7 separate regions of the Homo sapiens genome follow, and all the other regions are linked to region 1. A link is an interaction called in ENCODE POLR2A ChIA-PET data of the cell type or tissue named here. Cell type or tissue: HepG2. All regions are shown on one strand.

What was found. ChIA-PET counts read pairs that join two places held together with the same protein. Peaks named below come from ENCODE experiments on the same cell type or tissue, not always from the same donor. Only the 100,000 strongest peaks of a DNase experiment are listed, where the experiment ranks them.
Region 2: POLR2A ChIA-PET joins it to region 1 with 10 read pairs; 16 of 35 experiments call an interaction of 5 or more read pairs at or near these places.
Region 3: POLR2A ChIA-PET joins it to region 1 with 12 read pairs; 19 of 35 experiments call an interaction of 5 or more read pairs at or near these places.
Region 4: POLR2A ChIA-PET joins it to region 1 with 18 read pairs; 5 of 35 experiments call an interaction of 5 or more read pairs at or near these places.
Region 5: POLR2A ChIA-PET joins it to region 1 with 16 read pairs; 29 of 35 experiments call an interaction of 5 or more read pairs at or near these places.
Region 6: POLR2A ChIA-PET joins it to region 1 with 17 read pairs; 6 of 35 experiments call an interaction of 5 or more read pairs at or near these places.
Region 7: POLR2A ChIA-PET joins it to region 1 with 10 read pairs; 14 of 35 experiments call an interaction of 5 or more read pairs at or near these places.

What each region holds. Positions count from the first base shown.
Region 1 is chr10:5,444,398-5,448,397 of GRCh38, reverse strand. The region is part of intron 3 of NET1 (neuroepithelial cell transforming 1); the gene reads right to left. Among named protein-coding and RNA genes, the nearest start is that of NET1, 34 kb to the right of the region's middle. RefSeq lists a silencer at 1,751-1,980. In HepG2, no CTCF peak of the experiment used is centred here; DNase peaks (open chromatin) are centred at 495 and 1,827; H3K4me3 peaks cover 1,853 bases.
Region 2 is chr10:5,569,900-5,573,899 of GRCh38, reverse strand. No RefSeq gene overlaps it. Among named protein-coding and RNA genes, the nearest start is that of LASTR, 24 kb to the left of the region's middle. RefSeq lists an enhancer at 233-402. In HepG2, no CTCF peak of the experiment used is centred here; DNase peaks (open chromatin) are centred at 2,309 and 2,389.
Region 3 is chr10:5,589,178-5,593,177 of GRCh38, reverse strand. No RefSeq gene overlaps it. Among named protein-coding and RNA genes, the nearest start is that of LASTR, 4.9 kb to the left of the region's middle. RefSeq lists an enhancer at 3,655-3,824. In HepG2, a CTCF peak has its summit at 2,871; a DNase peak (open chromatin) is centred at 1,707; H3K4me3 peaks cover 981 bases; H3K27me3 peaks cover 144 bases.
Region 4 is chr10:5,515,923-5,519,922 of GRCh38, reverse strand. CALML3-AS1 (CALML3 antisense RNA 1) reads left to right here. Exons shown (of 3, transcript NR_120497.1): 3 at 2,411-4,000. Among named protein-coding and RNA genes, the nearest start is that of CALML3, 7.0 kb to the left of the region's middle. In HepG2, no CTCF peak of the experiment used is centred here; DNase peaks (open chromatin) are centred at 1,602 and 3,642.
Region 5 is chr10:5,616,965-5,620,964 of GRCh38, reverse strand. LINC02677 (long intergenic non-protein coding RNA 2677) reads left to right here and starts at 2,757. Exons shown (of 2, transcript NR_184032.1): 1 at 2,757-3,034; 2 at 3,565-4,000. In HepG2, no CTCF peak of the experiment used is centred here; no DNase peak of the experiment used is centred here.
Region 6 is chr10:5,526,978-5,530,977 of GRCh38, reverse strand. No RefSeq gene overlaps it. Among named protein-coding and RNA genes, the nearest start is that of CALML3-AS1, 2.7 kb to the right of the region's middle. In HepG2, no CTCF peak of the experiment used is centred here; DNase peaks (open chromatin) are centred at 2,417 and 2,957.
Region 7 is chr10:5,582,877-5,586,876 of GRCh38, reverse strand. No RefSeq gene overlaps it. Among named protein-coding and RNA genes, the nearest start is that of LASTR, 11 kb to the left of the region's middle. RefSeq lists enhancers at 1,139-2,338, 2,945-3,473. In HepG2, CTCF peaks have their summits at 1,546 and 3,910; DNase peaks (open chromatin) are centred at 798 and 1,746; H3K27me3 peaks cover 2,042 bases.

The sequences.
Region 1 (4,000 bases):
AAAATTTCTCGACATCTATAAACAGAAAATTGTTGAGAATAAGTTAAAGTATTTTTCAGGTTATGCCTTACAGCTAACTGCAACGACATGGAAAAATCCTGTTGAGAAGTCAGCATTCTGTAGAAAGGCTTTTTCTTCTAATGATGCCAGTTAGAGAACATATTTTAGGAGGGTCTCTTCTATAACCAATCATATCAAGACACTGAATAAAAAAAATAGTATGCACCTGGGTCTATTCCTTTGGGTTATAATAGTTAAATAATCTTCTCTTAAAATCTTTAGCAAAACTTTAAAATCAAAAGAAAATAAAAGTTATTTTTAAAAAGATAAAAACGAGTTATGATCACATGGGATGAATTCCTTTTCTAGAAATACTCAAATTATTTAGAGCTGTGTCACTAGATCTAAAACCGTGACAACATTCCTAGTGCTTGTAACTTAGAAATAAAGGTAAGGCAGAAACACAGCCCATGCTGATACTAAACAAAGGCCAGCTTCTATGGGCCCAACAGATGATAAGCTGCAGGATTCACACTAGTGACTGTGGATGACTGCTCTACTCAAAGGAAATACTTACACATTTTGAGAAAACCGACACATAGGCAAAGACCAAAACCAAGAACAAAAACCAAAGCCAAACCACACCAAATAAAAGTGTACTTCCTGAAGACGGCAGCTATTTTAACTACCAAAAGGTGTGTGTATGTGTACACATGACAAGCAACTTTGCTGGGGTATTCAGTAAGCTTTACATATTTAAAATGCACAATTAGATAAGTTTTGACGTGTGTATAGAGACGGAAACCACTACCACAATCAAGAGATACACAGTTAACTGAATGCAGGAACACTATTCCTAGCATATAAGTGACAATGTAGTATATATTAAAGTATATAGTATAAACAGAATATCACACAATGTTAAATCAAGATTACATAAAATGGCATAAAGTAATTTGATTTATATTGATAAATGTTCATAAAGACTAAAAAAAGACTCAGACAAAGCAAGGAGGGTAAAAATAATGAGTCACTGGTTTAAATATTCTAACATGCCTCTTTCCTTCTGAAGAAAAAAGTGGCATACAATGAACTCATCAGATGGAAGAAAAATGCACACCAGGTCAGACTAAACTTTAGTTGCAATTTGTTCACTAGCATTGATTTACAAGAACGGGATTCTTTTCCTCTTGCTCCATTAAGGTAGTTTCTAAGACTGGATGATATCAATTCAAGTTAAAAAAACAATTATATTAAGCATCAGAAATGTGACAAACGTAACCCGAGTAACATATACATTTAAAATCTTTTCCTTTTTTATAAAAGCTGTGTACACTCAAGCTATGCTATGTATAAACTATTTAAACTTAGACCACAGTCCCTAAACACATTTCAAGCTTGCACATAAATCAAGAACATACATTGTAATAATAAGATCAAAAGTTTAAAATTATACTGTTAATACCTTGTTAAAAATTTTAAAAGCTCCGTGGAGTTAGAAAACATTCCTTTTGCCTAACGTTTCTCTTAAAGTCTTACCTCTTGTTCTCTGAAGGACTGGTTATTGACATCTAGGACTCGTATGGTCCTTTTAATAGGTAGGAGACCTCCAGTCTCATCATGTGCCACCATGCTTCCCAAGTACTCCCTCAAACCTTTCCAATCAATCCACACCGAGTCAGCGCTGTAGCGACGCTATGCAGAGGCACACGGGCTTTTCTTCCCAGAGCTCGGCCACCCTCGGCAGCCACGTGCCCATGCCTCTCGCCGCGGTGGAGCAGAGGCTTCTGAGAGCCGCAGGCAGCAAGCACCGACCCCAGGGCTCGGGGGCGGGGCCACAGCCAACCGGGCCCTGGGGGCGGGGTCCACCACCACGTGACTTCAGTTAACTGAGAGCTGGGCACACCTAGGCCTCTCAGCTTTCGCCCAGGAGGAGAGTGAAGCTGGGTTCAAGTAGGACAGAAACTTCTCTTCCTGATTTAAAATGCATTCCCGAAGTAAAACAAATTGTTACGTTATCTACTCTGGTGCTTAGTCACAGACAGGCAGACTTTTCCCATAAAACCCTATTGCATGGGAATAAGTTCAGTATGGACAACTTGACAACTCAAATAAGGAAATAGAAATTCTTATTCGATAGGGCTGAATCAACATATATAATGAAGAAAAGCCTAATTTTCCAGGAAACCTGCTTTTATTTTACAGAAGTGCAAGCATATTCACAATTATAAAATAGATTATCTAAGTCTTTAAATAGTTCCCACTTTTTCTTAAGACTAGCAGGGTAAATACAGCAGGTGCACTTCTGTTACCTCTCTTCCAGAAGAAAATCTCCCATGAGGTTACGGGTAAACTGGGCTACTTCAGATTTCAAAATTCAGTATTTCTTAGAGGTAGATATTTTTTCTGGATCTTTTTAAAAACTTGATTATCTGTGTACTAGATATTTTATAACAAAGGTGATTTCTGTTCTCTATATTGTATACATAGTATGTAATTGTGTATATATTATATATAAGTGTATAATATAACAGGGTCCTTCTCTAGACTGAATTAACTGATCTTGATATAGCTCGAACAGGGTCAAAAGACTGCTTAAAAAGTCTTGCATTTTACAGGTGAAGAAATGAGGCTAACAGAGGTGAAGTGACAATAATGACAGTGACCAGTGACAGTCTCCAAATTTCTAGCCTAAGTCTTTTCCTCTATGGAACAACACTACTTTTGTTGGCTTGGCAGGCCTGCTGTGAAGCAGATTTCCTTTTAAACACAAAATTCGTTATTCTATTTGGAATGGTAAAATTTTACACTATAAACTACTATAATATGATGGTAGTATGTTGGAAAAATATTTCTAGTCTGAGGATTTATAGAATCAGATAAATCTATTATATAAAAGTCACTATTCTAGATACTTGGGTAATAAAAAAAAATAGGCTTCATATCTGCTAAAGAGACCATTGTGTAAAGGTAGGCCACATGAAGAGATAACAGAAGATAGCTTTTGCAAATTCAAAACTAAGGTGTGTAGCTAATAAGTGCTACAGGAGTTCTGGAAGAGAAACCACTTCAGGTAGTTTTCTAAGCTAAGACACGGCTGGGAACAATGCCAGGAAGAGGTTTAAGATGTTATGTCTGTGCGGCCTTGAATGTAATATTTTTCATAGATTTGAACAAGAGAAAATTTCAAGGAGGACAAGGGAGTGAGCCCACACTGAGATCACGGGCTGTGCGTAAAGATGGAACAGATGGATGTACTCAATAGGTGAGAGAGATAATGAGAGCTATGTTGTAATAAGATATATGTGACTGGTGTTTAAGATGGTTGAAAGATGACTGAAAACATCATGCAAAAATCACAGTCGGGCAACAAGAACTTTGCCTAAAGTAGGACCAGTAGGGAAGAAGGAAAAGGATATAAGCAAGAAGTCACAGACGCCTACAATTCTTTAAATAGGAGGGGTAACTGTTAGTGCAAATCAAGAAATAAGAAGGAACAAGCTTTGAAAGAAAATTCTAAGTTACATTTTAGATATACTGAGTGTGAGGCGGTGGAAGAACATGCAAATGAAAATATTCTGCTGGTAGTTGGAAATGTTGGACAAAAACCTGAAAGAGGCTGGAGGCTAGATTTAGACTGGAGAGTCAGATACAGAGATAAAAATCGAAGCTATGGGAGTGAATGAGATGACTGGGAGAGAAAATTTGGACAAAAAGAACATGGTCCAAGGATCTAACTTTGGAGGAAAGCCAAGGGAAGGAAAATTCTGCAAAAGGAATAGTTAGAAGGAAAGAAACAAAGCAAAAGCCAAGGGAAGAAAAAAATGTTAATTACAGCAAAGAGGTTAAGGAGGGTATGAAAAAAGCCACGGATTTAGTGATTACAAGTTTAATGAGGATCTCAAGTGTGCTATTTCAGTGGAGTAAAGACAGAGGCAAATTACAGGGGCTGAAGAGTGAATACAGAAGAATAGTGGGTGCAGACTATTTATAAAGACAA
Region 2 (4,000 bases), 130 kb before region 1:
AACTCTTAGCAGAGACCTTGACTCATGGCGAGTTCTCAGTAAGTTGTGAGACTATGCACCAACTTCCTTTACGGGATGAATACGGAACACTGGTTGATTTGCTCACGTTTCCAACCTGGGACACTCGATGCCACTGACTTATATATCTGCATAGCCCGCCAGCCTGCGAGTCCTTCCAGCTCTGCTTGCTAAATTGTCACATCTGCCCTAGAAGATGTCAGTCACCCAGTGGAAATGTCTCCAGGGAAGTGGATATTCCTGCTAGAAGTGGACTGGGTGGGAGTTGGGAGTCTCAGTGTATTCTCTGGCTGCTCTCGTCACTTGCCCGCTGCATGATTTCTCTTTGCTTAATGTTTAATTTCTCTCAGGGGCCTGGATGAGCTGGGTTAAATAACTCTGGTGAGGGAGCCTGGAGGATCACTGGGGAAAGTCATCGTCTTTGTCCTCAGCAGTGTATTTAATCCTCTGAACTTTAGGTTTCCCTCTCTTCCCTCCCTCCCTCCCTCCCTCCCTCCCTCCCTCCCTTCCTTCCTTCCTTCCTTCTTTCTTTCCTTCCTTCCTTCCTTCTTTCCTTGACAAGGTCTCATTCTGTCACCCAGGCTGGAGTGCAGTGGCATGATCTCAGCTCACTGCAGCCTTGACCTCCTGGGCTTAAGCGATCCTCCCACCTCAGCCTCCTGAGTAGCTGGGACTACCTGTGCACACCACCATGCCTGGCTAATTTTTGTATTTGTTGTAGAGTCAGGGTCTCACTATGTTGGCCAGGTTGGTCTTGAATTCTTGGGCTCAAGTGATCCTCCCACCTCGGCCTCCCAAAGTGCTGGGACTACAGGCATGAGCCACCACACCCAGCCAACTTTAAGTTCTTTATGCTGTCATGCAGGCCTGCATGGCCCAATGGATCAGCTCCAGACTTTGTGGCCATAAAAAGCCGCGTGAGCAAGTGCATCACAAGCACATGCCAAGGAGAGGCAGAAGGAAGCATTTTGGTGCTTGTCTGGAGAAGGCTGAATGGAACTGGGGAGGAGGTTTTTGGATCTGTGTGAGCCCATCCCAGTGAAGAAGCAAAGAGCCACTCTTTCTAGTGCTGGGCGTGTAGAGCTTGGGGCTTTGCAATCCGAATGGGTTTGAGAAGTGGGCAGGCCTACAGCTGTTGGCCGAGTGCTCAGAGGCTGCAGACATGCTTGTTCTTGTATGTGAGATGTGGCAATGACAAGAAGAGAGAGGTTAGGAGGCTGATGCGGCTCCTCCAAGCCTAGGGATGGACTCTTGGGGTTCTGCCTCCTGGAGGGGCAGGAGTGACCCAGACCCTTCTGCAACAGCTCCAGCTCCTGGAGGATGGGGCGCCAGCTGCCCTGAGTGGTGCTGGCCACTGTGCCACCTGGCTGTCGCCCTCTAAGAAGGTCCTGCTGTCATGCCTTCCTCCTGACTGCTGACAAATATTCTCGGGGGAAGAAGCTGGTACGGAGCCTACTGGTTGTGCTCTGAGAAACCTCTTCCATGGCTAAAACCAAATTTCAGGATAGATAAGAGCAGCTCCTCAGAAGAGAAAGTTGGGAATCTCTGACCTGGATCAGGAGCAAACACATCCAAGCCCCTAATGGTGCATAAGCGCGGTGTTAAACGGCTCTGTTCCCGGCCAGCCCGGACCAAACCTACAGCCCAAAGGGGGAAGAAAACCCATCAACGAAATCACTTTTAAGATCCATGGTTGTCCCCCATTCGATAACCATGAATCGACTGTCCAGGCTGCATTTATCCAGCTGCAAGAATTCTAAAGAGAATGAGTTGCCCACTGATGCCCCTGGGCTGGGCCCAAGGTGTGGGGCCAGGTGTGAGGAGCTGTACCGGCCCCAGGAGGCGCCCATGTGGAGAATCTCTGTCCTTTGCACCTGGACCTGTGGGCTTTGAGAGCTCGGGCCCCAATTATGGCCAGAGCTAGGGTTGGTCTTCCTCTGCCCTGCAAATCCCAGATGTAGTAAGCATTCAGTACATTGTGTTAATAAATATCCATAAACTTGCATCAACTTATAAAAAGTATTGATAAATTTTGCTTCCATTCACCTTAGTGAGTAGATGGTCCATGGGATGAACCTTGATCCAAGAACCCTTCCGTCTGACTCCACCATCCAACGAGTTTTGGCTGCCAGCAAACTACCTCCTCTGGACCTTTGATCTCAGGTCCAGAGAACAAAGGCTGTGATCAGGAACGCAGGGTCCCCGAGGATAAGGACCTGGGCTCCTGTAGGGGCCTGGCGCTGGGCCTGGGAAGCTCTTTGTTTGAGTGTCCAAGCCTGGAGTGTGCGGGTCCCCACCCAGTAAGCACACCACTCACACTTGTAAACAAGGCATAAAACACACATTTGTGTAAATGCATGAACAAAAATGCAAGGAGGTTCAAACTCTGTCGCTATGAATAGATAGGACTTTGTTTACAAAGCAATGGGTTCTATGAACAGAAGGGACCTGCTGAACCTCTGAGCCCTGTCCCTCCATCTGTTTGCAGCTGTGAAGGTCAAAGTTCTCTGGGACACCATGATCTTGGGATCCAGTCCCTAGGGCTAGACTGTCCCAGGATGGAGAATATTATAATACTAGTTTCTAGATATCAACCACCGCCTCTGTTCCAGTGCATTAGGTACACGAATCCTTCTAATTACTCTGCGAGGTGGGTTTTGTAAATCCATTTAGCAGTTGAGAAAACTGGCACTCAGAGAGGTTGAGCAATTTTTCTGTGATCACACAGCTGGTAGAACCGAGATGCTTCATCACCTCTTTTTGAATCAGATGAGGGCAAAACAACCCCAAATCATTTAACTTGTTTACACTTAGAGTAGAAGTTGAAAAAAGGGGAAAAGAAGGGGTCATGGTTGGGTATCTGGTATCGATGATGGCAATTACGTTCATCTGGATACACAGGAACCAAACCCACACCCGGATAAAGGGAAGAGAGTTTTGCAGATGGTCATTGCAAATCAACAAAGCCAGCATCACTGAATGCTTCCTGTGTGCAGGTGCTGGCTGGGCCAGGGTCCCTCTTTTTGTTAACAACCAGTTGATGTGAACCCCTTGATGGGGACCTCTGTCTAATGAGAGAGATGGAAGAGCTCATCTTCTCACTGAAAGGAGCATTCAGTTCAACTTAATGAATGTTTACCACATACTTATTGTAGGCCAGGCTTGACGACAGGCACTGGGTGCCTGCAAAAGCAAGGCAGGGACCCTGCCTCCAGCTAGTGAGGAGGGGGACCGATGTCCAGGAAGAAGAATTAGCACTCAAAGCCCTGGACACTGGGCTTCCCTGACACCGCCCCACCGGCCTCCTTGGGCCAGATGAGACCTGTGATGCAGCTGGACGCAGTCCCCGAAGGCTTCACAGTCTGGTCCCCATCCAGCCCTGCGCCCTCCGCCCTCTGCCCCATCTGCATGTAACGGAAACAGATGGGCGAGCTGGCTTCTGAGTCTCGTGCCCCTGCATGCAGACCCGGGCCCTGGAGGAAGTGTGCCTGCCTGGCTTCAAAGCCATGGCCCACCCTTTCCTCCAGAGCCAGCCTGGCTGTGGCGCTGCCTGGGCTGGTGGATGCCAAGTCTGTGCCTGGACATCAAAACAATGCAGCCTCCCTCTTACCTCATCTCTCCGCCTTTGTGGCGGACAGCTCACGGCCCACTCTGTGCTGGAGAGGGCAAAGCTTCACCTCTGGCGCATGTGCCCCTCCTTCAAGTGTCTCCCCGTCGTGCCGGGTTCCCAGGCAGCTCTCCTCGCAGACCACGGATTTTCCACCAGGCCTTGCCTGAGATTCCACACCTGGGCTCATCGTCAGATTCACCTGGTGGGCTTCTCGGAAGTATCTGCTTCTTGTTTGGTCCCTCAAGAATATTTCCAAAGGTTTCGGGGGAGCCTAGAGATCTGTTTTTTTGAGAGTGTCCTGGGGGATCCTGGCAGCAAACCAGGCTGTAAGATGCATGTCCCAAGCCAGGCTCCCCAAATGCACATTTTGCT
Region 3 (4,000 bases), 140 kb before region 1:
GACAAATTATAATTTAACAAAAATATGTTTATGTGTAGAAAAAAGACTAGAAGGATGCAGTGTCTCCGTGGGTGAGAAAACACGTGATTTCTGTTTTATTCTCACTCACTTATATTTTCTAAATTTCCTACTGAAAATGTTAATGAATTATTTAGGTAATGAGAACACAATCTTAATCATGTTTAATTGGTTCATAAGGAACGACAGAGCTTGGCAGCTTCTTGCAGGGTGCTTTCTGCCATCCCCAGCTGAGACACCAGTGGGGCTCGGAAGCTGCCCTCCAATGACAGCTGGTGATGACGGGGACACGGCCAGCTCCCTTCTCCTCCCTCTCCGTTGTGATCCGGGCAATTCCATGTACTCCTTTTCCTAAATCAAGAACACTCTTGATTTCTGGCATTAATACCAGCTCCTGACATAGGACCATGTTGCTCCCTCCTTCAAATCTTTCAGACTTCCCTGCACCGTGGCCCTGAAGGGCCCTCCCCTCCTTCCATGGCACTGAGCTTCCAAAGAGCATGGTGGACACCAGGCCACACTCTTTCTTGTGCTGTCCTCTTAATATTTCAGGTCCATTTGTCGGCCACGCCTCCCCGAACCTTCCCACATACCACCTGAGAGAGAGTGGGAATCATGCCATCTCTTCCATTAATGGTAAAGTTAGTACTAATGGTCTAGCTTGGTGCTTCATGTATATTAAGCTCTGAGAAATAAAGGCAAAATGCAGCTGTGTTTGAACTGCACAGATAGCATCGTGCCTGGATCCTGAGAATCTATAAGATGAAGACTTCAAAGCACGGTGGGCAGTTTGCCAAATATCCGAGGAAGAGAAAGTTTCCGGAAAGCAGGGGTCTAACCCCTAGGAGCAGGCATGCATGGGGGCTGGGTGGGAATCCATGCTGGCCTCCATCACCTGTTCACATGTGTCCCTGGGTGGCCGTGGAGAAGTTGTTGCTGGGTAATGGGGGGCTGGAGGTGCTCCCAGCAGGAAGCCCGACGGGAAGTGCAGGCTAGGGTTTTCCTCGGGTACAGGAGAAAGGGAATGGGAAGGATCTTCTCTGAGGTACAACAGGCAAGAACATGGTCCAAGATCCTGTGACCAGCATTGGTCCAAGCTCAGTCGACATAAGCTCCTAGCAGCGGTGGCATCTGGAGTTTGGAGGTTGTGAGTCCCTGCACCAAGTGGCTCCAGCCTGAGTCTCTGCCACGTTCTAGGGATACATCTGCCAAGGTGTGTGTTTGTGTGTGTGTGTGTGTGTAGTGTGCGCGTGCACGTGCAGAGGCCACACAGAGGCTGGGCTGGGGGCTGATGCAGCCTTCCCTTTGCTGCTAGCCCTGCTCCGGCTCACTCATCTCCCACAGCTGTCAGGAAAGAGAGCAGCAGGTGAAAGCAGGCCCGGCTCCTTGTTCCTGGGGAGGCTTAGCTACACCAGCCACCCCTCTGCCTGCCGTGTGGACCTCCAGCTCAGCATTGTCCCTGCAGGAGGCCAGCCCTTGGGGCACCTGGGCCTGGAAGGCTGAGGTACTGCACCCACCCTTGAGGGTTCCCCGCATCTATGCCAGGAACACTGCCTTGGGCTTCCTGAGGGGCGCCGTGAGATACAGGGACAGATGCGGGCAGCCCTCTGGGAGCTCAACTGGGGCCCTGCGGGCTGTGGGGTCAGAGAGCGCATTCCACCTCTGCAGGCCGCCCTGTCACCCAGCAGGGCAGCCTGCGGCACTTAGTGTCTCTGGTTGGTTTGTCAGCTGCACCTCCCTGAACCTTCCAGCGCGCCACGTGAGAGTGGCAATCACATTCTCTCTTCCCCTTTAAGTTAGCGCTAATGGCCTAGTGTAGTGCTTCATGTATATGAAGCCTCAAAAAGTAAATGCAAAATGCACCTGTGCTTGAACTGCACAGACAGCATCATGCCTGGATCCTGGGAATAAGGATCTTATTATTCCCTGGATCCTGGGAATGATAAGATGAAGACTTCCAAGCATCCTGGGCAAAGCTCGACAGATAGGACAGAGAAAAAGAAAGACATGTGAACACCAGGGCGTAGCCCCCAGGAAGGGACACATGTGCGGGAGAAGGGAGGAGCAGGCGTTAAAGCGGGGCAGCCTGGAGGGCCTGGGTGAGGAGTTGAGTCTGGATGCTGGGGCTGCACTCACCCCGCCAGTCTGAAGGGTTCCTGGGCTTTCTCACCCTCCTGACCCCGCCCTCCCCCTGGCCCCTGGAGCGGGAGGGCTTCTGGCTCTGCTTCCTGCTCGAGTGCCCTCCACTCCATCTCTTTGTCATTGCCTTACTTTTTGGGGTGAGTACGAGGACAGAGTTGTAAGACAGTAGATGAACAGTACAGTGAGGTCTGAGACTAGGGGTGCATTTTGGAGAAGGGAGGCAGTTAGGGAGGGCCTGGAGCCCCCAGATCGGGAGAAGGAGGATAGGATAGTATAGAAAGCCAGGAAAAATCTAATCAAGCATAGCATCCAGTTACACTTCAGGTAAAATTCATGAGTCCTATCAAAAAGGCCTGGGGTTGGTTGCAATTAAGGGAGAGCAGCCCCCTCCCATGTGTGGGGTCCCCCGAAACCAGCCAGAGAGCCCCACTGGCAGGAATGGGAGGGTTCCAGGGAGGGGGGGCGCGGTGGGGGCTGGGGCTTGCCTACTGCCGGGTGGAGATTTTCTTTTTCCCTCCCCTGAGGGCCTTTTTCCTTCATGCTGGGTCTCTTTGGAGCAGGTTCGGGAAGTGAGTGGTGAGATGCCACGGTTTACCCCCAAACTTCTGCCTCACCAGCATTTGGAATTCCTGGTGTCAGCCCACTGCTCACTGAACGTTTTGCAAAGACGACATTTCATGAGACTGCTTAAATCAGCCACAAGGGGCCTGCCTGGGTTTGCTTGATCAGATTCTCTAGTCTGGAAACTGTGGGGTGAGGCCCAGCTTTGTGGCCAGATCAGGGCCCTGGAGATGACTTCCTGCCTTTATTCTTTCTAGCTGTGGTCCACCCTGCCCTACATCCAGATTAATCTTTGGAAAACCCCTACCGCTGTTCCTACCGCCATCCCCCTCCCTTTAAAACCTCTGACTCACCCACTACCCACAGGATTGAGACTAAGCTCTTTCCCTGGGCTTCAAGGCTGTCCCCAATTCCTCTCCCACCTTGTGATCCCTCCAGCGCCCCCTTACAGTTCACCCAGCCAGGAAGACGTCTTCATCAGGTCCCCACGAGCCCTGCCTGCTTCCACCCTCAGACCTCTGCTTCCACGCTTTCTCCATGCTGAAGGGAAGCTCAAATTCCATTCATGTCCCAAATCCTCAATGAAGCCTGCCCCGAACAACCTCGGCTGTGATAACCCTTCCCGGAACTTCCATCCCTGCTGTTATTGCAGCAACGCCTGTTTGCTTCTTACCGTTTGTTGCACTGGAAAGCCATAGATTTTTTTGATTCACGTATTCTCTCTAACTAGATAAGAATTCTGTTTTGGTTAAGGACTGTATCTCACACATAGGAGGCTCTGGTGCATGCACTTAATAGTTTCGCAACCCTAAGTGGGGCTTAGGGACAACAAGGCCACTAGGAACCAGGGCTGAGAGGGCTCAGAGGAGGTGGCCTCACATCTCAGGCTCTGGGATGATGCCTGATGAACTGGGGGCTGACAGGAGTCCCAAAGCACTGACTCCTCAGCCGCCGCAGATCAGAGCCTCGGGCTGGGGCTGGGCCATCAGGAATTGCTACAGGTGTTAGGTTGCAGCAGACAGAACCTTTCACCTTGGTTGTTTTCCGTGGAATACTATGTCAAGGAACCTTTGGAAACCAGAAGCAGGGCTGGGAATTGGGCAATGGGAGGGGACCCGCCCACCAGTGCTGCAGATGTGGGTGATGGTGCCTCCAGGACCAGCGGTGCCTGGGCTTCCTGTGCCTCACCCGGGCGCATCTCTGCACGGGCAGAACCTGCCCTCCTGGAGACTGGGCTCACCGGTCACCAGCAAGTCACTCCCCACCCACCTCCTCCCAG
Region 4 (4,000 bases), 72 kb before region 1:
TGTTACCTGTGCATGGTTTTGTAATGCCATGCATTGGTCACTTGGAAAATACTGGTTCACTGGTTGAACAATTACATACATAACATTTAAAAATCCCATTCATTAGGTCAGGTATGGTGGCTCACACCTGTGATCTCAGCACTTCAGGAAGCCGAGGTGGGAGGATTGCTTGAATCTAAGAGTTCAAGACCAGCCTGGGCAACATAGTGAGATCTCGTCTCCACAAAAAATTGAAAAATTAGCCAGGTGTGGTGGTGTGTGCCTGTAGTCCCAGCTACTTGGAAGGCTGAGGCAGGAGGAGGATTGCTTGAGCATGGGAGAGAGATCGAGGCTGCAGTGAGCTGTGATCATGTCATTGAACTCCAGCCTGGGTGACAGAGTGAGACCCTGTCTCAAAAAAAAAACACACATTCATTAATGTCACCACCAATCTCATTAGAAAAGCTGCTAAGTACTGGAGAGGCTCAAGTTCACGGTGACAAATACAAAATTTCAAAAATTCCAATTTTCATTCAGAAGCTCAAAAATTTTTAATGGCCACAAATACTGTCAGTTGTTTTCCTTGAAGTGACAGGCTCACTTCATCCATTCTCGAAAAGATGTCTGCCAAATACTAGGTCTGAGTGATCATGGTTTGTCCATCCGCTGTTCTTTCCAACAAAAAAGATGTTCCATGAAAAAAGCTCACCTTGCTACTCATTTAGTCAATCACACAATGCTTTCCTCATGACAATCATCACACTTCAATATCAGCAGACTATTAAAAATGTACAAGTAAGCTTTGAAATTTAATAAAAATAATTCTGCTGCTCCAAGGATATTTTTAAGTGCAACCAGCTTTTTTGTTTGTTTGTTTGTTTAATGAGACAATGTGGAGTGGAGAGCGTCATGATGCCTAGCACAGGGTTCCTAATTCATGCTAAGGCACTGGTTTTACCCCTGTTGCTTTTGACCTCAGCGCAAATATCAACACAGTGAAAAGGGGAAAAAACACTGGTTTATTGTGAAAAAGTTTTGACCTCTCAGGCCCTCAGTAAGGGTCTTGGGACACCCTATTCCCAAAGAGATCCATGGAACAGGCTTTGAGAGCCAGGTGCCTGGGGTGCTGGGACTCAGGAGTGTGAACTGGGTGTAGAATTCCCTGGGCTGCAGGCATCAGGTAAGGACTCTGGAATTGTGGTGGGACAGTGCTGGCCTTGCAGAGAATAGTATTAACAAAGAATCCAATAGATACAGATAGAAGGAACCCCTACCCCACCCCCCACACACACCAACTGCAGCTGCTTTCTTTGAAAACTAGAAACCCTAAAGCCAGAAGGCCCAAGGTGATTTGCTTTTCCCCCCATGAAGTGGTGTTGTAATAGCCTTTGTTAAGAAGAATTTGTTAAGTGTCCTTTTAAATGTGCCTCTCCTGCTGGGTGATATAAAGATATGAAGATTCTCCAATCTTTAGCCAGTTCCATTCCTGTGTCCCTGCTGGAATGGGTGTGGCTGAGTAGTTCTGAACGCTCTCTCTTTTCCTTGATAAAGCCATCCACCAGCCCTAACACCTGCTCATCAAATTCCTTCCTCCCCAGTGTAAATATTAGCACTTTTATGTAACTGAACCCAGCTTCGGCTGCTCACCGCTTGAAAGCTGGACTCAAGAGACAAGTGCTGGTGGGAGGAAAAGCAGGTTTATCTGGAGAGCCAGCAAATAAAGGAGATGGTGGTGAGCTAGTGTTCTAAACCATTATACCATCTCAAAAATTTCAGGCTCGTCGGGGTTTGTTTTTTTTTTTTATGGGAGGGGGATATGGGGAAGAAGGGAGGATTAGCATCAAAAGGTGATTGAGGACTGCAGACATCTGGGTGCCCGTGAGGGTCCGAGGAGTTTGGGAACTTTTTTGTCCTTGGTGAGGTCACAAGGACCTGCTGTAAACCTTTAACAACACAGTTAATTGTTTATATGCTTTACTTTTAATCTCAGAGTGAGTTTCAAAAACTATAGTTTTTGAACTATATATATATACATATATATACACACATATATATGTATATATATACACACATATATACGTATATATACGTATATATACTATATATGTGTTGAAACTATATATAGTTTCAACACATAGTAAATCTTTAACAACACATGCAAGGACTCCTGTAAATCTTTAACAACACATAGTTAATTGTTTATATGCTTTACTTTTAATCTCAGAGTGAGTTTCAAAAACTACATGATTTCTGTGTTTATGTATTATCTCGGTGCTCTAAAATTATCCTAGCATCTGTGCAGGAATGGGTAAAGGCCCCTTAAACAAAAATGGAGTTAGTTATGTTCGTTCTTTTACTGTTTCACGGTTACATTTATAATGTAAGACATGGATTTGCTGACTATCCTTTGTGTTATGTCTCCATGTCACAGATGATGAATATGAATTAAAGTTGGACAACTAGCAAGTTTAAAACTTGGACTGGGACCTAGATCTTCCGATTCCTACAGCTAGCCTCCCTTTCCATCTTCTCTGTGGTCATCACTAATGCAGTTTTTGACCGTCTTGTCCAGAAGCTGCAAAACAGACAACAGAAGCCAGGACTGGCCCTGCCTTAGATGGCTTTCAGTGCAGGAAAGTATCAAGACAGTCTTGTTCGTAGCGTATATCTCTCTCCACCTTTTCTGCTAAGCACCTCATGTATGCAGCTGCCAATGTAACACCTCCATTTGCGTGTTTAATCACCATCTCAAGCTAATGTAACCAAGCAGACTTCTTGGCCTTCATCCCTGCCTCCTCTAGTCTTCTCATCTCTCTCTCTCTCTCTCTCTTTTTGAGACAGAATTTGGCTCTGTTGCCCAGGCTGGAGTGCAGTGGCACCATCTTGGCTCACTGCAACCTCTGCCTCCTGGGCTCAAGCCATCCTCCCAACTCAGCCTCCTGAGTAGCTGGGTCTTCCCATCTCTTTAAAAAACAATTCAATTGTTCAGAACAAAACCCTGGAGTCATATTTAATTCCTCCCTTCCTCTTGCACTTCTAAACCAATCATTCATCTCTACTTTGAAAATGTTTCTTTATTCATCCAGTGCACCAAGCCACCATCACCTCGAGGCAGGAATATTCAACGGCCTCATAAGTGGTCTCCCTATTTGTGTTATATTCAATGCATGTCTTTTCTTACTCAAAATCCTATAAAGGCTTCTCTTCACCATCCACGACTGTTTCCTGCCTTCCTCACTATGATCCCATCACTGACCCCTCAAGACTATGTTCCAGCCTACTTTCTGCTCCTTGACCAACACCCTTACTCTGATTCCCACTTTTGTGACTTCACATGAGTCCCCTGTCTGCCTGGACACTCTGCCCCCAACCTTGAAGTGCTCACCCTTCCCTGTCACTCAGTTGAAAGTCAAATTCCATTTCCTCATGAGGGCTTCCCTGAATACCCACTTTTAATTAACTCTCTGCCTCCTCCCATCACTTCTGTTTTACCCCCTCTTTTAGTTCCTTCCTATCTTAGTTTCATAAGAGCCAGGGCCGTTTCCGACTTCTTTCCCCGTCAAGCCTCCTTAGATAGGACAGGTCCTCTGCCTCACCGACTTTAATCAGTATTTGCTAAGTAAACAGAGCACAGGAGGATCCTGTTGTCATCAAAGAGCAGCTCTGCCTCCAATGGCGAAAGGATTGTTGGAACCTCATCCTTCCTTCAAGTTCTGGTTCAAAAAATTCCATGCTATGCCTCACATGGCCTTGCCCAGGTGCCTGTTTGATTTGCCTGGGTTGTCTGTTCTTTCTTCCCCACTGTCCTCATTTGCCATGTGGCTCGGTGGTGGCTGGAGACCTCCATGCTGGCCCCTGGGAGCAGCTGCTAAGGCTCGGCGCCTCAGGACACCTTGGCACCTGTGGATATCGACCACCAGGCTTCTCTTCTGTTCATGTCTCTGCAAGAATGAGAACCTGCCCCCATACCATTTGTGCTGTGTAGGCCTCAGGAGGCATGGACTCACGCATCCAGCTTCCT
Region 5 (4,000 bases), 170 kb before region 1:
CAATGGGTGTTTTCCCTCCTATCTTTTCATTTCTTTTTGTTTTAGGACATCTTAGTATCTTGGAATTCTGGGAAGGAGAATGTAAACATTTTTCAGAACCAGCATTTTCCCGTCTTCTGTTTGGTCTGGGGCGTGTCTTGGCCTCTCCTGGGATGTGGTGGCTGTGGAAGGCTGGTGGGGGTGCACCTTCCACAGCACCCCGAGACCCTGGGTAGCTCCCACGTGCCTGCTCTTGCTTTCAGCCCTAAGGGCCAGCTGGTGGGGCCGCCACTCAGCTCAGGGCTGGTGCAGGGCGCTCAGGGCATGTCTTTTGTCCTGATGGGCTCTGGAGGCCGCAACCTCAATTCTGCCTTTTGGTTTTCCCAAGTGAAGGAGAAACACCCAGCCCGGGGTGGGTGGGATGACGCTCGGCTCCGAGTGGAGGCTGGAACACAAAGTGAGTTTCTCCGGAGTGTGGGTTCCTCCTCTGCCATGTGGCAGCCTCCCCATTTCTTCCTCCTCCCCCTGTCCCACGCACTCATCAACCACCTAAGCCTAAACCACTTTCCCAGCGGCTCCCTCCTCCTTCCTCTGTGGATCCTGGGACTCTGTGGCCCATGAGATACCTCCAGCTTCCCTGACCTGGAGGCCAAGGTCACCTGCCCAGTAGCCTTAACTTTGGCAGGGCAGGTGTCCCGAGACCTCCCTCCCTGGGACCCCAGCCACCTCCCCCACAGCCTGCCCATTCTCCATCCCCCCTCCCTGTAAGCCAGGCTCCAAAGCCAGTCATAACAAGGCACAAGAAAGGAAAGCGGAGAAAAGGAAAAACGTGTATCTTGGCCTCAACACAAACCTAGAGACGATTCACTTCCAAACCACTGAAAACAAGGACGTGCCAGGGCTCTGATGCAAGGGTCTGATGCCGTGCGCTCACTCCTGGCCTTGCAGAAAGGGGTCTCTGTTGGGGGTGGGGGTGAGAATGGGGAGCGACAAGGGAGGAGACAGTCCCCCCACTCCGAAGCAGGGCTGAAAGTTGAGCCCCCATAGGGCTTCCCACATGGAGCAGGCACAGGGGAGGAAGTGGCTGTCTGGAGGGCAGACTGTCAGGCAGCCTTTGCCAGTCCTGGCCCCTCTTCCCCCTCCTCAGCCCTCCATGCAACCCCAGCCTCTCCCAGAGGGCCTGACTGTGGTTTTTCCTGTTAACTCCGCCTGTTCTTCTTCTGCGGCCTTTGAAGCTCAGCTCTTTCCTTCCATGCTGTAACCTCAAATCCCGGCCCCTCCGCTTCCTTCGGTGGGGGATTGTCCTTTCTTTCCAGGTCCCTGCATCCTTGTCCAGGAGCAGCCATCAGTGTGGAGCTGGGGCTTGGAGATCTTGCTCCCCGCTGCCTCTAGGGCTCAGGGGCATGGCTGCCGACCACACAGGGGCAGGTGGGTATGTGTGCTCCCTGCAGGAGGACAGGTCTGGCATGAGTCAGATGCCTGCTACTGTGGTCTGTGGGACTTGGAGGGGTGTCCCTGACACTGAGCAGCTCCTTTCTTCTCACACAGTTCTGGAAAAGCCCATGAGGGTGGGGCAATTGCTGCTTGGAGATTGTCTCTTACGAGGGAAGAGGAGGAAGGATTCATGCATTCCTTCACTCACTCACTCATTTACTCCTTGATCATTTCAGCACTGAGTGGGCACCTGCACTGTTCCGGTCTCTTTCCATAGATTGAGAGGTGGGCTCTTCCAGATTGACAGATGGGCTTGACATAGTCTCAGGCTCTGTGCACGGGGCTCCTGGGGCAGCTCAGAGCTGCAGTGCAATCAGGTTATACCCCATAAGGAGAAGCTGCCTGGGACCTTGACCCCTGGCCAGCAGAACAGCTGCTGCAGCTGTCACTGATTACCGAGCCTGCGTGGGCCTCGGGGTCGAGTGTCATTTGTCACTCCGGAGAGGACATACTGATGCCTCTCACAGCTTGTGGAGGAAACGTGCAGGCCCGTGGGGTTTCATAGGCTAGCGAGGGCCCTGCAGGCATGACCCAGGCCAGGAGCGGCTTTCTCAGTCTGTCCGTGAGGCCCTGGTCCAGGGAGCCTTCCAGGGCCCGGGCATGTGGCCACCCACTTTCTCAACCTCCTTCCTGAACAAGACACACTTTTTAAGGCTCAGTCTGGAGCTGACCTTCTCCCTGTGATACTTGGTGATGAGAAGTCTTTCCACCTCCCGAGCCTTGCCCTTTTTGGGGGCATGAGATCCTGGGATGTTATTAACCCTCTGAGGCTCGGTTCCTCATCAGCAGCTTGGGAATCATTGTAGTTCCTACCTCCAAAATTCTTAAAAGGCCTGTTGTTATCATTCAACTCTCCAGACAGTTTAAAAGAAAAGTGCTGGAGAAACAGATCATGATAACAGCACATTTTATTGTAGTCTTCTGACGAGCCATGTAGTGAGGTACACCCACTACTTTCTAGGTGTAGAGAGTAGAGAAATCCGCTCAATCCTGAGTTTGATAATGAGGAAAGAGGCCCGGAGAAATTAAGAAATGCATATAAGGGCACACACTGTTAAACAGTAGAGCTGGGATTGCCACCTAGATGTTGGATGATGGAACCCACGCTTAACCACTACCCTGTCCCACCTCCCAGCGAGGGGAAGAGAAACAGCCACAGAGCCTCTGCCTTCTTTTAAAGCACATGGCTTCACCTTCAGAGTGGAATGCTGAGCCCTGCCTGGGCTTGCCCTGCGGCGTTTGGGCGAGGAGCTGAGGTCCTTGCAAAGAGTGGTGTGGTTGGTGCATGGTTGCGTGTGCACTGCCCAGATGCAGAGTGTGGACTTTGCTCAGAAGCACAGCATCTGTGAAGCTTTCGGAAATTATCCCTCTGGCTCCAGCCCTTTCTAGAGATCTCCACGCACATCTCTGCATGAAGGTTTCAGAGTCACTGGATTTCCCAGGGCCTTCTCTTTGCTAGGAATGTCTGAGACGCGCTCTGCAAGATGAGTTGGCAGCATCTCTGTGCCTCTGGTTTTGCCAGGCTCCACCAACATCCCGCTAAGAACTCTTCACCCTCAAGGTAAAACCCAAACTCCTTAGCACAGTATTCAAGGGCCTGCTTCCCTGCCTACCTGCCCGCCTGCCTACCTGCTTACTTGCTCACCTGCCTACCTGCTTACTTGCTCACCTGCTTACCCGCTTGCCCGCCATACTTACCTGTCCAGCTCATCTTCCCCGGCCCTCCTGCTGCTGTTCTGCGTGGGAACTGCCGCTCTCCCATCTTCTCCAGCCAGCCCTCCTCTCTACTGCCGCATCCGCGGCCCTTCACTGTCCTCACGACTGATGCATCCACCCTGGTCCACCTGCCCCAGATGCTCCTTAGGGCAGCAGCCCCGCTGAAGCATCTTCACATTCCCATAGAAAACTGTGGGATGCCAGACAGGGACAAGCACCTCCAAGATGAGGGGATCAGAACTAGAAATGAAAAGGGATTTGTCGTTCATCACCAAGAAAACCAACACGAGAGGCGGGATTGGAACCCTGTCCCATGGCATCTGGGGTCGATTTGTTTAGGGGGCCACGGGGCTTTTTCTCCCATGTCCACCTTAGTGCACTGAGGGGAACCCCAGTGAAGGCCAATGAGGGAAACCACACATCACTGAGGGCCGACGGAGGCCCCCAAAGCTCAGATCGCTGTGCTCGCCAGTAGGTAAGCATCCCCTGTGAAGAAAGCCTACCTTCTCTCTCCCTCCCCAGATCCCCATATCCAGACAGAGTGAGGAAATGCATAAAAACAAAACACAAAACACACTCCTTCCCCAGGTCCCCAGACACCCTTAACACAGCTATCTGCAGGATTGAATGATTGCTGGGACCACACAATTTACACTTGGCTCTCGTGGTCCGGAGGGGAGGACTGCGCCAGCATGAGAAGACCAGAGAGCAAGTAAATGGAAATTTGGCGAGATCCTGTGGCTGCTGTTGGTGGCTGCAGCCAGACAGGAAAACTGAGATGGTGTGAGCAGAAAGGGCTGGAAGGAGTTGG
Region 6 (4,000 bases), 83 kb before region 1:
AGCTTTGGGGTCGGTCAAACCCAGGGTCAAACTCTGATTCACTAGATGTATGGCCTTGGATAAGTTATTCAAAGTCTCAAAGTCTTCGTCTTTTCTTCTCTGAAACAGGCTAAAACAAGCTACTGCACTGACTTGTTTGGAGGATTAAAGGAGCTAATGAAATGCAAGACAGGTGCCTCCCGACAGTGTGCCCCAGTGAAGGCTGAGCTTCTATCATGGGGGGCCTTCAGACCAGAGTCTTCAGGTGTGCAGTAGGCTATAGGTGAGACTGGTTTGGCTAGTGATGACAGGAGATGAATTTCACCATGGGCCAGCAGGGCCACATGTGGTCAGTCTTCAGGAAGTCACTCCCTGGATGTTCAGCTCCCCAAGGTGTGCAGGGCCACCCAGTTGGCTCTCTGAGGCCTAGGCCCACCTGCTATTCACCCTTCAGATGTTCCCCTCCTTATGTTCCCTAAGAGCCTGGCTCCTTTCCCCTCCCGGGTAGTTCGCACACACTACAAGACGTGAAAGACCTGAAGAAGGTGTTTAGGGGACTGCATGTGGTTCCTTCTGTTATTATTCCGATAGGTACTTTCTCCTCCAATTATGGAAACCCTGCCATTGTTTCTAGGTCTATTTAAAGCTTCTCACTTCCCTGCACTTTGAGGAAGGTGCTTGTCCCACCCAGTACTCAGCACCCAGCCTTGTCCCTGTTAGAAAGGGCTCAGAGGAGGCCTTTCCCAGGCACTTCCCTTTCTTGCCCAGTCCAGACCCCTGAGAACCTGTTGCTATGGAAATGACTACCAGAAAAGCAAGATGGTGAGGAGATTGACACATGGTTTGGGGCCAGACCTTTCTCAGAGGTGGTTTTTGGTCTTGTTTTACTTTATGTAGCTTTGTTTTTTGGTGGAGAAACACAACTCATATTCCCCATTGCTACCATTCTTCATGGAGCAGTCTCACCCCATACACGAGTTTTGATACCACATTTCTCTAGCGGAAGCCGTGGGTCATTTTTAGCTGGCTGGTTCTGGGAGCCTTTGAACAGGCCTTTGGAATCTTTGAGGATAAACAGGAGCCGGCAGGGCTGGGCTGCATTCGATTTAAAATTGGAAACACGGGAGTCAGAGGCGAGCTTTATATAGTCTGGGAGTGCAGGAGCCCCAAGTCCTGATTTATGAGGGAGCTCAGTAAAGCACATGGAAGCCAAGGTAATATTTATAAATTCCTTTCCCCTAGGATGGCTGGAATGTTGTTTTGAGCTGCAGTCAGATTGCACCTTTTTGGGGGCTGAGGGCAGGTTGTTTAAATTAGGTTATTCAATGACTGAAAAGAAAGGGATATGCCAGTTGGGCAACTGCCTCTAAGTCTCTGCCACAGAAAAACACAGGGTGGAAGAAAGCTCCACCCGCAGGGCTGGGTCCCTCTGGAGAACCCTGTTTGCCCATTTGGGTGGCTCCTTCCTCCTGCTCCAGCCCCCAGGCCTCCCCTTGCCTATGTCCAACAGGCGAGCACCCACCCCTGGCAGCTGGAGTGACCACATTTTACCAACAAAAAAGTTTACCTTGACATCTGGGTTTGGGGCAGGCTCTTTGGAAGTGCTGACCAGGGTGGGAAAAAGGAAGGGAAAATAAGATAAGGGGAGATGGGGAGGAAGCTAAAGACAGGCCCAGGTGTGACCTAGGTAGACCTGGATCCCGAGGCTGTTGTGTGAGAGGACACACTCACTGCCGTGGGTGAACTGAGTCAGAGTAGCTGATGCCATGCCGTGGAGGTCAGCAATGCTAGCCCGGTGAGAGATGCATTCATACTGTGGGTTTGGGGTCTGCTGGTGAGGGCAGGGGGTTCCCTGGGCATCACGCCCCGTGAGGCAGAAGGAGCCGTGCCAGAGAGCACTGTCAGAGCTGCGTCCCCCTCTGGCCTGGTCTTCCTTACCCCAACACAGAAGGTTGGGAGGGGGCAGAGCCATGTGGCAGCAGACGGTGCTCACTGTGGTGAGGGCAGTGACCCAGCTTCAAGGAGAAGGGCAGACAGAAGATGTTACTGAACAATCATATTCAGGGCCGGGCACGGTGGCTTGTGCCTGTAATCCCAGCACTTTGGGAGGCCAAGGCAGGAGGATCACTTCAGGCTAGGAGTTTGGGTAAGACTGGGCAACATAGAGACCTCACCCCTCCAATTTTTTTTTTTTAATTAGTGGGTCATGGTGGCACGCGTCAGTCCCAGCTACTCTAGAGGTCGAGGTGGGATGATCACTTGAGCTCGGGAGGTTGAGGTGGGACCATCACTTGAGCTTGGGAGGTTGAAGCTGCAGTGAGCTATGATTGCACCACTGCACTCCAGCCTAGGTGACAGAGCAAGATCCTATCTCAAAAAAAAAAAAAATGTGTTTAAACACCAAGGGGGAGGGGAGGGGTCATTCACCTTTGCCACAGGACGCACTTTGACCTTGCTGCCTCTGGCTTCTGTCTGTATAAAGAAGACACCTCCGGCCAGGCGCGGTCGCTCATGCCTGTAATCCCAGCAATTTGGGAGGTTGAGGCGGGCGGATCACGAGGTCAGGAGATCGAGACCATCCTGGCTAACACGGTGAAACCCCATCTCTACTAAAAACATAAAAAGTTAGCCGGGCGTGGTGGTGGGTGCCTGTAGTCCCAGCTACTCGGGAGGCTGAGGCAGGAGAATGGCGTGAACCAGGGAGGCAGAGGTTGCAGTGAGCTGGGATCACGCCACTGCACTCCAGCCTGGGGATCAGAGCCAGACTCTGTCTCAAAAAAAAAAAAAAAAAAAAAGACACCTCCACTTACTACTCTGCTTCTGAGGACTCCCCCTCAGGGAGGATCTGGGGCTGCCAGTTCTAAGCTGAGAGCAGGTAGGACCTTTCCACCACCCCAGCCAGTGCCTGCCTGAGCACAAAGAGCTCTTGATGAAAGGCTCCCAGCACCTGCAAAATCCAGGCCCAGGTGGCTCCAGAATGACTGGTGTGTGGGGTTGCAAAAAGACCTGCCCTGGCGGAATCGCTGGGAGGCTGGGAGGAAGACAAATAAAGACACTGGCGTGCCCTCCTGGCCCAGGCATTGGCAGTGCGTAGGTCCCAACCCTTGTAAGAGCCTCAAGCCTGCACCTGGGAAGAAGGGGCTTAGATGTCAAACCTCAGCCACGTGTATGACAGTGACTACAAAGATGCCCTGTGCAGGGAGACCTTGGTTTCTCTCCTTCCTGCAGAATTTAGGAGACATTCTACAAAAGGTACTCAGGCCTGATGTACTATTCCTTTTGCCTGGCGGTCAGCAGCCATGTGGGGGCTTCTGCCTGCCCCTCCTGCTCACAGCCCCCCACCCCCTGGGGTGCTGCTGCCCAATGAACTCTAGACACTCTGTCCATGTGTTTATGAGGCTTGTTCCCAAATCTTCCCCAGGACGTGTCCAATCAACCCCGACTCCTGAGAGTGGCAGGGAGGGGTGGGGATTTGCTCAGCAAGCTGAGCCTTAGCTTGCCCTCTGCTTCTGTTCCCCTGACAGGAGTACCTGCAGTTACACCGGCCCTGGGCCAGTGCTCACCTGACACCCCACCATCCAGCATCCCCTCAGGAATCCAGCCCCAGAGCACCTGCTTCTGCCCCTTTCTGCTCTTGTCTTGTTCTCGAGCTATGGAGAGGGGTGACTACCCTGGACAGTCTTGCAGTATTAGAGCAGGAAGGGATCTTGAAGGTGATGGTAACAGTAGCTGCCATTATTAAGCACCTACTACATGCCAGGTGTGTTAAGAATGTTGTTCTGGCTCCTCACAAGTGCTGGAGAGAGGCGCTACCGTAGTTACCATGATGGAGGCACAGGTTGGTGTCAGACCTGTAGCTGAGTGGTCAGGGCACAGACCTGACTGAAATCCCAGGTCTGCCTCTTACCCACTGGTGGGACCCAGGGCTGCTTTCTAAAGCCCTCTGTGTCTCCACTTCCTCGTTTGTAAGATGAGGAAGGTAATAATAGTGGCTGCCCCATAGGGAGGTGCCAATTGTCTA
Region 7 (4,000 bases), 140 kb before region 1:
AGACATGAGACATCAATCAATATGTGTGAGATGTACATTGGTTTGGTCCAGAAAGGTGGGGCAACTCAAAGTGGGGGCTCCCAGGTTATAGGTAGATAAGAGACAAACAGTTGCATTCTTTTGAGTTTCTGATTAACTCAAATTAGCCTTTCACTGAATACACAATTTACATGTGAGAGAGGGGTAGGGGAACAATCACTGATGCCTCAGTCTGGCTCAGTGAATCTGCGTTTTTACATAGACAATAGAGCAGAGGAAACCATCACATATACACTGGTCTCATATGAACAGAGGGATGACTTTGAGTTCCATCTGTTCTTTGTCCACGAGGAATTTCCTTGTGGGTAAATTGTGAGCAAGGTATGTAAATTTTTGTCTGTGTAGTGATCTTATTTACGAATAAAATAGGAGGCAGGTTTGCCTGATGCAGTTCCCAGCTTGACTTTTCCCTTTGGATTAGCGATTTTAGGGTCCCAAAATGTATTTTCCTTTCACAGATGTTTTATGAAGACACTATCTCTGCTTTCTAGAAGATTCTAGTCTACATGGAAAAGGCAAGCAAGCATGGCAGAGTGAAAGGCAGCACTGTGGGTTAAGACCATGGACTCTGGAGTTTGCTGCCTGGTCTAAATCCCTAGTTACTTATGGGTCATGTACCATGCCTCAGTTTACCCCTCCAAAAATGAGGATGAAGATAACAACAGTGTCTCCTTTATGGAGTTGTTATAAGGATGAAATGAGTCACTGTTTGCAAAGCTCTTAGAACAGCATCTGGCGTCACACACCTGCAGTGTTTGCAAAATAAATAATACAAGAGTAAAATACAAAATTGGGCCTTGACAACTGGGATGAGACCACATTTAGTTTTGAAGATGAGGTTTGGCAGTTTTCCATCATGAGGGTTTTTTTTTCTAAGCATGGTTTCCATTGCTCCAAATCTGTTTTGGGTTTGTGGGAAAGGCAAATGGGAAAGAATGTGATTCTGAAATGCAGGGAACTTTACAAAGCTTTCAAAGATCACAGCTTCACCTTCCCGAGAGCAACTCCTGAAAACAGAGACCTGTGTTTCTGCAAAGCACTGTGCAAGTCGCCTCTCCAACAAGTCTGGGTGGATGGAGAAGTTTCCAGGCTCCCCTGAAATCAACACTCTCGTGTTGATGGGGAGAAATTAAGAACAAGAGGATTTGGCTAAGGTCCCAGCGTGCGATGGCGTCTGAGCTGAAGTGCTGGGCTGCCTACAGAAATCTCTTCTAGAGATTGAGCTGGAGTAGGATTTCTCTCCTCTGAACAAGTAGATGATTATACAATGTTCCATTCTCAGGGGGTAAAGCCCTCTCCAGTCTTCCCAAGACCCAGTGAAGAAGAAGAGAGGGTTCCTAGCTAAGGAAGGGAGACAAGGGTGGTGGCTTTCCACGGCTCCCGCACGTGCTGGGTGTGAAGCTGGTAGTGGAAGTGTGTTTCCTCAGCAGCTGTGAGTCCTCAGAATACTGGGTCCCCACGGACCAGCCAGCAGAGGGACAGCCCTTCCTTAGTGGGGCTCTCCAAGGGCCATAGGAGCACCATGGGCTGGTGCATGTGGCCTCGGGCTGCTCTGGGGAGAGGGTCATTGGTCCCTCTTACTCACCTCCTGTCGGGAGTGGCCAGACACAGCCTGACCATACAAGGGTGACTAGGAGTTTAGGTTCGAGAGTATTGAGGGTGGCCAGGCATTCCGAGTCCAGGGCCCTCCAGGCAAAAACAACTCATCAACCTTTTGAAAGCAACAGCTGAGTCACTAATACCATTAGCAACCAGAATTTGCACTTTCGGTGTGCCGGCATTCTTCTGAGTGTTTTACCTAGAGTCACTGACTCAATTCTCACTGAAACCCTAGGAGGGAGGCAGTGCTATTGCCTCCATTGTATAGATGAGGCAACTGACACTCAGAGAGGTGAAGTAACTTCCTCAAGGATACACAGCTTATAAACACTGGGATTCACACCCAGTTAGTTTGGCTCCAGCATTCCTGCTTTTGACCCCAACATTACACAGCCTCTGATTTATACAATTACAAACATTTTAAATACTGGAAGCTGAATTCAAACTGCATCCACCAACTTGACTTCTAAGACCCCATACACTTTACCTGAGGGGTGCTCAGCCACCAGGCAAAGAATGGGCTGCAGTGACACACTGGCACACGTGCCTCCCGCTTGCGTCTGTGTTCTAAGCTGCTGCGTCCCTGTTGATGTGCACTGAGCTTGCGAGTGATTTGGACTCTCGAGACAATTTCTTTTTTCTTTTCTTTTTTTTTTTTTGAGACGGAGTCTCGCTCTGGCTGGAGTGAAGTGGCGTGATCTTGGCTCACTGCAACCTCCACCTCCTGGGTTCAAACAATTCTCCTGCCTCAGCCTCCCAAGTAGCTGGGATTACAGGTGCCCGCCACCATGCCTGGCCATTTGTTTTTGTATTTTTAGTACAGACGGGGTTCTACCATGTCGGTCAGGCTGGTTTCAAACTCCTAACCTCAAGTGATCCACCTGCCTCAGCCTTCCAAAGTGCTAGGATTACAGGCCTGAGCTACCGCGCCCGGCCTCTCGAGACAATTTCTGTTCAGCCAACTTTTCCTATATCTTTCTCAAAATTATTAGTTTCCGCCCACTGTTCCAATCGAATATGGTCTCTTTTATGAATACCAGCTCTGTCGCCTGCAGCACATTTGCTCTCCCTGGAAGCTTTGGGTCATTTGTGGATCTGGACAGCGTGTTTTCACTGAAGCCGCTGGGTGAGAACAGTGGAGGCGCAGGCGCAGGCTGGGGGCTGGGCAGACACTTCCTTTAGGTGCTGCTGTGTATTCAGCTATGGATCCATCCACTGTGCACTCCCATCCAGCCGGTTTGTCCCAGAGGTGGTGGTAGGGAAGTTCCAGGACATTCCTGTTTCCTCCGCTGCCTTCTCTCTTAGCTGAGCCCTTTCTCACCTTTCCTCCCAGACCCTGTTCCCTCCCCTTACTTGCGGGGCATCCTCGGGGACAGGTTCTGAAACCACAGCTGTGGGCCAGCGTTCCACCTATTGTCTGCGAGCCAGCAGAGCAGAACAAACCTGCCTGAGATTCTCATTACAGCTTGTGATTTGGGAGACGGGCCAGCTGCGGCTGTTGCCAGGGCAACCAGTGGTGCGGAAAAAGGTAACAAAAAAGAGCCTGGAGCCTCTTGACCGGACTTCAGGAGTGAAGGAGTGGAGGGGAGGGCTCGGGCTTGCCATTCAGGAGCGATTGTTGACATGTCAACTGCAATCCCTCTGCCCCTCTCCAGGCCGGGACAGCCCCCAGCACAGCGCCCTGCCATGCACCACCAGCATGTGCCTGCTCTGTGTCTGTGTTTTCAGGGGTCCACTTGGCCCTGCGTAGCCTTTTCTCTTTTATGCATTTCCCCACTCACACTTGAATGTCTTCAATTCCTTCCTCCCTTTCTCTCATTCTCTTCTGCAGCCCCTTTCCCTCTCCTTTCCCACGTACCAGAACATCAGCCTCAAAAGATTAAAAGAAAATTAGCCAGGGGTGGTGACACGTGCCTGTAATCTAGCTACTCAGGAGGCTGAGGTGGGAGGCTCTCTTGAGCTCAGGAGGTGGAGGCTGCAGTGAGCTGTGATTGTGCCACCGCACTCCAGCCTGCGCGACACAAGTCCCCATGTCTCTAAAATAAAATTTAAAAAAATAATAAAATGAAATGTAAATAAGGCACGGGAGGGAACTGATGGTCCTGTGCTGGCAGATCCTGCGGCCTCAGCACCTAAGCGGCCAATGGGCAAAGGTGGTGAATTCAGCCTGTCTAGATAACCTGTGATTCATTGGTTGGGCAGTGATTTGTGACGAGCCCTGGGACGGTTTCTTTCCAGTTACCCACTGGACGTCTTGTGCTGCCATATCCTGGGGAGCCAGAGGGGGGCATTTTCCTTTGAAGGCTTTGAGAGTCATAGCCAAGCCCTTTTCTCCATGGCGTCCCTCCCTGACCCCACCCAA